Linked DNA regions of Homo sapiens: region 2 is linked to region 1. A link is an interaction called in ENCODE POLR2A ChIA-PET data of the cell type or tissue named here. Cell type or tissue: Panc1. All regions are shown on one strand. Links, peaks and the distances in the headings refer to the core of each region. The heading gives the core; the rest is flanking DNA. Region 1 overlaps NR5A2 (nuclear receptor subfamily 5 group A member 2). Region 2 overlaps LINC00862 (long intergenic non-protein coding RNA 862).

Region 1 (4,396 bases), core at 324-4,323:
TCTTAAAATCTATGTTCTCTTATTTTAAAGATACAGTGCTCCCCACTGAAAATTAAACCTAAAAAATGTCACATATTGGTATGTTGTTAACCTGGTAGATTAAATCATGAGAATGATTAGAAAGACGGGCAACACAGCGGGTTACATCCACACTGCTGATCACACCAACGACAGGAGCTGATAAGCAAGAAAGCGTCACAGCCAGCGTCTGTTCACCCAAGGTTGACAAGTGAAGTTTCTCTAATGTTGATTGTTAGCCGATTTGTAACCTGGCATTTACTTAGCAACTGCCTTATCAATTACAGGATTTGCCGGTAAAAGCAGACTCAAATATAAAGGTTTTTGGCTTAACTTGGTTTATTATAGTTGCTCTATGTTTGTAAACAGACAATCTCTAATGTCTGATTATTTGTATCACAGATCTGCAGCTGCCTTGGACTTGAATCCATGCAATGTTTAGAGTGTGAAGTCAGTTACTTGTTGATGTTTTCTTACTGTATCAATGAAATACATATTGTCATGTCAGTTCTTGCCAGGAACTTCTCAACAAAATGGAATTTTTTTTTTCAGTATTTCAATAAATATTGATATGCCCAGCCTGATAATTTTTAAAAGTTTTTATGTTGTCCTCATTCTATCGGATACTAAAGCTTCTAAATAAGAGACTTGACTAGGAGTGAAATCAAAAGAATCCCACAGGAATAGATACTTTTCCCTTTAGATAACTTCTAGAGTGGTTGGCTGTCCTTCCATGGATACCTGAAGCATTAAATTCAATCTGAGCATCATCTCTACATGTGAAACAAAGTATTTTATATCATTTACTGTTATAATCAATAAGCAGAAAAATCTTAATAGCATCTCACTTTTTTGTAGAGCTTATGTTGTCCTGATAACTTTCCCAAGTGCTTTCTTAATTCACTTGGTCCTCAGAACAGATCCAGGAGGTATTATTATTCTCATATTAAAGCCCCTTGCACAAAAGGATTTGATACACTAGTCAGAGGAGTAGCGGGAATTTGAACCTAGGCAGTTTGACTCCAGAATCAACACTCTTAAACACTACACCATTCTGTCTCTAGACCAGGAGGACACTTCAGATTTGCTTCAAAAGGCAAAGATAGGCCGGGCGCGGTGGCTCACGCCTGTAATCCCAGCACTTTGGGAGGCCGAGGCGGGCAGATCACCTGAGGTTGGGAGTTCAAGACCAGCCTGACCAACATGGAGAAACCTCGTCTCTACTAAAAATACAAAATTAACCGGGCATGGTGGCACATGCCTGTAGTTTCAGCTATTTGGGAGGCTGAGGCAGGAGAATCCCTTGAACTCGGGAGGCAGAGGTTGCGGTGAGCTGAGATCGCGCCATTGCACTCCAGCCTGGGCAACAAGAGCAAAACTCAGTCAAAAAAAAAAAAAAGGCAAAGATATTGGAGAAAATCAGACATCAGGTCACCTCAAAGTATATAGATATTTATCAATAACCCAAACATAAAGCCTTTATACTTTATGGATGTTAAGCCTAAAAAGTAAGATGCCCATGTTCTAGAAATTAGCCTCCTTCAGTACCATTGTGGCTTTGCAGATGTTTAAGGCAATAAAATAACTATGAAATCCATTTTCAAAATTAATAAAACCTCTATTACAAAATAGTGTAACAGCCACAAAACACTTAACAATGTTTAGGAAACATTACGGTCCAGCCTCCCACTTTACACTCCACCCTTCCCATCCCTACTCTGGGCCAAGATAAGCAGGAAGTGCTCATTCTTTCCCAAGCAGATGCCAATTTTTCTTAGGATCCTACAAAAAGATACCATGGAGTCCAACCCAAAATACTGCACTTAGAGTCCAGTGAGTATGAAACTTAAACTTATTTTATTTTTATTTTTATTTTTGCCCAGGCTGGAGTGCAGTGGCACGATCTCAGTTCATCAACCTCTGCCTCCAAAGCTCAAGCAATTCTCCCACCTCCACCTCCCGAGTAGCTGGAACCACAGGCATGCACCACCACACTCAGCTAATTTTTTATTTTTTGTAGAGATGAGGTCTTCTTATATTGCCCAGGTTGGTCTCGAACTCCTGGGCTCAAGTGATCCTTCTGCCTTGGCCTCCCAAAGTGCTGGGATGACAGGCATGAGCCACTGTCCCTGGCCAAAACTAAGATTTTTAAGCAACTAAATAGCGGGCTACAAAACGCATCCCCCTTTTCAACCTGTAACTAGAAAGAACTTTTTAAATTATTCTTGCTGACATTCCATGAAATATGAAAATACATATTCATATTTAAATGAACTATAATTATCATACAGAACAGTGTAGAATTTGATAAATATTTACATATGTATACATCCAGGTAATCATCACACAGGTCAAGCAAGATAAAGCACATGGATTTTAAAAAATGTTTTTATAAGCGGTTATATACTTTAAAAAAAAAAAATTGGTGGAGAGAGCGTTTCTCCAAAGCCCAACCTGGCAATTGGCAGGGCTCATTCTGATGAGTACAGAGGCCTCCCTTCCACGCACGGAGATGCTAAATCCATCAGCATGAGGCAGCCTCTAAGAAAAACCGGCCCATGCTGATATGCATTTGATTGTTATATCTGATATTCAAAATAACTTTGAAGAGGTTCGTACTTTTAACTAAGTTTGACGTTCAGTTTGAAGCCATCTCTGATGTATATTTTTATGAGAAACATGTGGAAAGTTTGTTCAACATAACGCAGGTCAAAATGCTACAATACTTAGTGATTTTGACATTTCCCTGGAATAATAAAGACCAATTTTCCTTAACACTGAACAGGAAGTGTATAGTTTAGTCACTCAAAATAAATATTCTTGCAATGCTTTATTGCTGTTTCATGTAGGCATTTGTTTTATGTTAAGTTAGGAATTAATAATTCAGTGACTAACAGACTGTGATTGTGGTTTTGTTTGTAGAAAAGCTAAGAACCAATCTAAGAAACATTGTATGTTTGTTGCTGGAAAAGAGAGAAAGGGGCAAAGGGGGATGAAATTAGACTAATTGCTGAGTATTCCCTTGAGTGAGTTTGAAACTAAACTATCAAGAAGGGAGGAGGCTTGAAAGCACTGGAGTCTCCATGCCCTTCCTGAGTTGATGGGAGCACAGATCAGACCTGAGTCGGCCCCAGAAGGCACTGGGGATCCTGGTCCAAGCTCCATAGACACCAGATCAGATCCCAGACTGTTCTTAGGATCATGTTAGTCACAGCCAAGGAGAGACAGGAGTTGTCCTTCCAAGGAGACAAGGTGTGGATGCCTGATTCGTGTCTAACTTTTACTTTGCAGAGCACGCCCACTCTCTCGTCTCACCTGACCCAGCAGCAGCCCCCTGTCCTCGGTGGGCTTGGGCACCCTACCCCTCAGAGTGTGAAGCCCAGCCCAGGGAGCTATGCGTGGGCTGGGGCCTCTCAGTACTTTAGTAACAGGAATTGAAGTCCCTCCCGCTCCCCTGCCACCATGGACATCTCCCGCACGGAAGCCGTCACAGGCTGTTCTTCCTCACCTCTCCTTCTTCCCACATGGCCTCAGTATCCAAGCCCTACCAGTTACTTTTCCTATTTTTCTCCCCAGTCAGTCTCCCCCTTCCTTCCTTGCAGATTTGGAGCAGGCCTTTGGCATTTCTTGCCTTGAATTATGCACTAGCCTCTGGGCTGATCTGCTATCAATCTGAACATACCCCAAACCTCACTCCATAGAGCACCCAGAGCCATCTCCCTAATTCAAAGCTGATAATGTCATTCGCTCACTTACAGTCCTCCAATGCCTGGTATTTTCAGGAAAAAGTCAACTCCTACTATGGCATCCAGGTCTTTCCTGGCACAGCCTCTGCCTACCTTCCCAGCCTCTGCCTGCCTCCCAGCCTCCCCTTCCAGCCTCCTTTCCAGGCCCACTGGTGTATCAACCACACCATGAGCACAGCCTGCTCCTTCCTGTTCACTGTTCTCCAATGGTCTAGCCAAAAAAAACCAGGCTTAGAGAAGCCAAGGCAAGGAGGCTGCCCCTCCCCATCCAGTACACCCCCATCTCTGGGGCCCCCAGATGTCTGATGTTCATTATGCTCTGGTCTCATTGTGTTTGTTTCCCAGGGTGGCCCTTCTAAACTGTGAGCGAAAGGTCAAGAGCAGTGACTCAGTCATTTATAAACCACTGGCCCAGTGCCTGGCATAGAGCAGGCACGGCACATGATTTCCACAAAAGAATCGAAGTTTCCCGAGTTGTGGACCATACTGCTCCCCAGTGGTCTCCTTGACTTGACCATGTACATCTTCATGGGGCCCAGACTGGGATAATCCAGTGTCCATCCAATATGCTCTTCTATCTCACCCTGTATCACAAACATATTTTATGTTTGCTTCAGGGGTGATTCACATGT
Region 2 (4,396 bases), core at 301-4,300, 190 kb after region 1:
TGAAAAAACCCTCCTTGCTGAGTGCCTTCTCTGACCCCATATTAGGCCCTGAGAAAAGGAACCATTCTAATGTTGTAGGGCTCAAATCAATTGTTCCAGATCCCAAGGCTTGTAAACAATTGAGACTGAAACCATGCCTGCTAGAAGCCTGTGCTGTCCCACTGTGCTGCTTGCTGGAGAGCTTCCATGCCCTTGTCCTGCCCAACACAGGCCATTGTTCTACCCGTAGTAACGAGCCCAATTCCATGTCTAATCAGGGAGTAGAATGATGAAAAGCAGTTAGTTTAGAATTTTGGGTTGTTGGGTTTTGTGGGTTTTCTTTCTTTCTTTTTTTTTAATTATCAAGTCATTATATTATGTCCATCAGTCAAAATTGAAAAAAAACACAAAGGATTTTTAATACACTTCATGTTTTCATCTGTGGATGTTAATTACAGAATAGCTGACAGCAGAAGAGTATTTTAGGTTAGAATCTTTCTCTGAGTCTCACTGGGCTCCCGGGTGATTATTTGCAGCCCTTCTGTCCCTTCTTCCAGGCCTTCCCTTTATCCCACCCCACCCCATCTCACCTCTGCGCCCTCTTAATTGTTCACGGAGAGAAAGCAAGAACACCAACCAACTGATGACATTCTTTCTGTACTTAGTGTTACTTGCCAGTGAGTAGTCATTTTTGTGAGCTGGGAGACATTCTCCACCATGGCTAATTACCAGGGAGTTCGAGTCATTCTGCCTGGGTTCAAATACCCCCTCTGCCACTAATGCTGTGGGAATGATTTGGCCTCTTTAAGGTATTGAAAATTAGCGTTCCTTCTGTATAGGGGGCTGTATAGTGAGCGAATTCAATTAAAGACCAGAGCCAGCCTCTGGCATAGAGGAAGTGAGCACTCAGAGTACAGTAGCTGTTGCTATTGATATTTCACAGGCTCTGATGCAGAGAAGCTTGTCCCCAGTGCTCCATCCACGAAGGGAGCAAGTTGCTCCCCATTCATGACTCAAAACACCCTGGAGGAAGATTATGTTTACTGGTTCTATAGTAAACTTCCACCTTGTGAAATGACTTCGGATGTTTGTTAATACTGGTAAGCTTTCCGACTTCCCTGTGAGTGGAGTGTTGGCATTCTCTTTAGCCCCAAATACTTACTTTAAAGAAAACCACTCTTATGTTACAAAAATACAATAGCAATTCTAAATAGAAGTTATTCCTACTTCAATCTTTATCTATAACCCTCATTTCCAGTGAGTTCTATAAACTTTCTTTCTGATTCTAAGGAAACTGTAGCTTCCTGCCACTTCCTCTATTAATACAGTTGTAGTAACATCTCCTCACTGTCTATTCAACTACATGATCAAAATAGGAAAACGGACTCCCTAAAAGTTGAACTTAAATTAGACATTAACTCTCAATATCTGGTTCATGATTGTATTTTTTTGTTATTAATTCTTTAAAATTAATTCAAGAATCTTAATTATGCAAAGCTTCAGTATAATAGCAAAGACTATTTTCTCCTTTTATTAAACATTGCAAGGCAACTGCTTTACCATTTATATTCATTTTCACTTTCTAGGAACACAAATAAATATTTAGAGAATTTCACACACAAAAAAGTCATCAATCAGAAAGAGGACTTAGCAGACTATTAGAAAAAAAAAAAAGGTTGTTTTAAGTATATGTAAGTTACTATGTATCTATGTACACAGTAACTTTCTCCTTTCCAGTCTTCCTATTTGTATTCAAATATTCAAATAACATACCAGCTAGCTGCTAATGGTGTGATTTTCTGCAGTACTTTTCCTGGATGCAAAATGTTTGACCCTGCAAAGACAAGGTGACTCAGCACATTCAAATTACAGAGCTCAGGTTTAGAGGATACACACATTGCAAGAACTGCTGAGAAGATATTAGGAGAGAATTTTTGTTAAGGTTTGAAAGGTCAAAGAATTTAAATGTATGCCCCTCTAGCCCTACCCCCACCCTGCCCCAAAAAAGGAAAAGTACGGACTGGAGAAATGAGAAATAAGATTGTGGTAAAAAACAATTCCATCTGATTGCTAAAAAGATTGTTGTACTTAACTATATTAGCATTTAAATGGCCCTGGTAGGACATGGAGGAAATACCTACACGCTAATGCAAAAAAGGTAGGGAAGCTGTCAGGTTTGCACCTTTTTTGTCTCATTGTTTAAGTGGAGCCAGTTTTTTTCCCAGGCTGGATAAACAGACTGCAGTGAAGGTGAAACAGACATTGAGAAAGCTAATATTGCTTACAAAAAAGCAAATAAAAATTTTTAATTACAAACACTGTAAAGCTGAGAAATTGAGAATGTTAATTACTATATGCTTTTCTACTGGTGTGTTTGGGAACTAGTGATTCCCAAACCTTGCAGACTATCAAAACCACAAGGGGAGGTTTTCATAAATGTAGATTTACAGTTCCCTTCCTGTCCCCATTCTGATTCAGTGGGTTTGGGGTAGAGCCCAGGAGTCTGTAAAACACTCATCCAAGTGATTCCGACACACAGGCTAGGCTGGGATCAGACACAGCTGATGAAATGCAAAGGTGAGGCAAAACAAACCGGGAGTCACATCTCTCCCAGCCCAACTGTAAAATGCATAGGTAAAATGTCAAAGAGTACTTTAACATTTAGGAGGATGTCTCTTCATATGTTAAAGCTAACAAATGAGGCCAGGCGCAGTGGCTCAAGCCTGTAATCCCAGCACTTTGGGAGGTCGAGGTGGGTGGATCACTTGAGGTCAGGAGTTCAAGACCAGCCTGAACAACACGGTGAACCCCAGTCTCTACTAAAAATACAAAAATTAGCCGGGCATGATGGCGGGTGCCTGTAATCCCAGCTACTCAAGAAGGCTGAGGAGGGAGAATCGCTTAAACCCGGGAGGCAGAGGCTGTAATGAGCTGAGATGGCGCCACTTCACTCCAGCCTGGGTAAAAGAGCAAGACTCTGTATCAAAAAAAAAAAAAAAAAAAGCTGACAAATATTAGTCATATTTTTAATTGTCTTACCTTTTAAAATTCCCAACAATATCCTAACTTTTAAAAGTTATTCTAGAACATGACCTTGCCTTCTAGTTCCTGTTTATAGTGATGAGCTACACATATCTTTGTGCCTGAAACAAAGACTTCTTTGCCAGACTCTGTGCCTGCTAATTTCCTTCAATTCATTCACAGAGTCTTCACTGCAACTCCCGTAAGTAGCTACTATTATCCCCATTTTACAGATGAAGAAGTGTGTCTATGAGAATTGTTCTAGTGATAAACCTGAGACTTAAACAGAGTCCTAATACTCATGCTGGATTGTCCATTGTTATAAAGAGCTGGGTTTGTTGGTTGGTTATTTGGAGAAATTTACACATGACATTTGGTTATGTTCAAAAGAATCTCAGGCCTGGCATAGTCTTCATACATTCAGCAAACAACAGTTAGGCATCGTGTCAGGTGTGGGCAAATACAAGGACCACCCACAGCTCTCTACCCTGGAAGTACCTTCCCCACCCCTCTACAGGGTAGCAGACAGACAAAGAGGAATCATCTCCAAGAGATACAAGGGCCACCCACAGCTCTCTACCCTGGAAGTACCTTCCCCACCCCTCTACAGGGTAGCAGACAGATAAAGAGGAATCATCTCCAAGAGTTTCTTCTGGACTTTGCTCTATTAACTGTCCCATTGCCTTCAGGGGCACATGCGTAACTGTCTGAACTGAAACATTTCCACTGCTGATTCAGAAATGTGTTCACCCTAATTATGGGCACAGAATGCTCTGAGGAACACAGGTGGGAGGGGCTGTCTCGGGCCCTCTGGATGCCTTCACAGAGAATATGGCTTATGAGCTGAAGGTTGAAGGATGAAAAATATGTCACAAAGCAAAGTGAAAGGGCCCAGGGCAGCATGTGCTGGGCCTGCCATGTCCAGCAGGGGACCCTGGGGCTGAAGTAAGGCCAGAGGTAGGAGCAACAGGGGGAATGGGGCAGGTGGGGAAGTGGGTTGTAGGCTGGGAAAAGACCCAGAAGGGGATTTTATGCTATGTGAGGAGTTTAGAATTCAAAAGATGCAAAAGGGAACAAACAATGGGGGGTTTTTTGTGTTTGTTTTTGTTATTTGGGTTTTGTTTGTTTTTCTGTTTGTTTTTGGCTAAAGAAGGAACAAAGATATCTGTAACTGGTTGTGATCAATTAGTTGTAAACACTGTTGCACTTGACCAGCCCCAGCCGTGGTTTTTATGCAGAGGAGTCATAGGACCAGATTGGTATTTTAGTAATGCTCGTGCCAGGGTAGAGAATGGGTTGCACAGAAGGCACAGGGCTTGACAGATCAGATCAAAGGCTGTTGCAACAATCCAGGTTGGATCCAGTCCAAACTAATGGTGTGATCCTGCCATTAAAA

The links. Peaks named below come from ENCODE experiments on the same cell type or tissue, not always from the same donor. Only the 100,000 strongest peaks of a DNase experiment are listed, where the experiment ranks them.
Region 2: POLR2A ChIA-PET joins it to region 1 with 15 read pairs; 2 of 35 experiments call an interaction of 5 or more read pairs at or near these places.

What each region holds. Positions count from the first base shown.
Region 1 is chr1:200,176,811-200,181,206 of GRCh38, forward strand. It overlaps NR5A2 (nuclear receptor subfamily 5 group A member 2), which reads left to right. Exons shown (of 8, transcript NM_205860.3): 8 at 1-605. Among named protein-coding and RNA genes, the nearest start is that of NR5A2, 150 kb to the left of the region's middle. In Panc1, for the core only: no CTCF peak of the experiment used is centred there; a DNase peak (open chromatin) is centred at 4,241; H3K27ac peaks cover 322 bases.
Region 2 is chr1:200,362,450-200,366,845 of GRCh38, forward strand. All of the region lies in intron 4 of LINC00862 (long intergenic non-protein coding RNA 862), which reads right to left. Among named protein-coding and RNA genes, the nearest start is that of LINC00862, 9.1 kb to the right of the region's middle. RefSeq lists enhancers at 1,712-2,006, 1,732-2,026. In Panc1, for the core only: a CTCF peak has its summit at 3,913 (motif pointing right); no DNase peak of the experiment used is centred there; H3K27ac peaks cover 2,468 bases.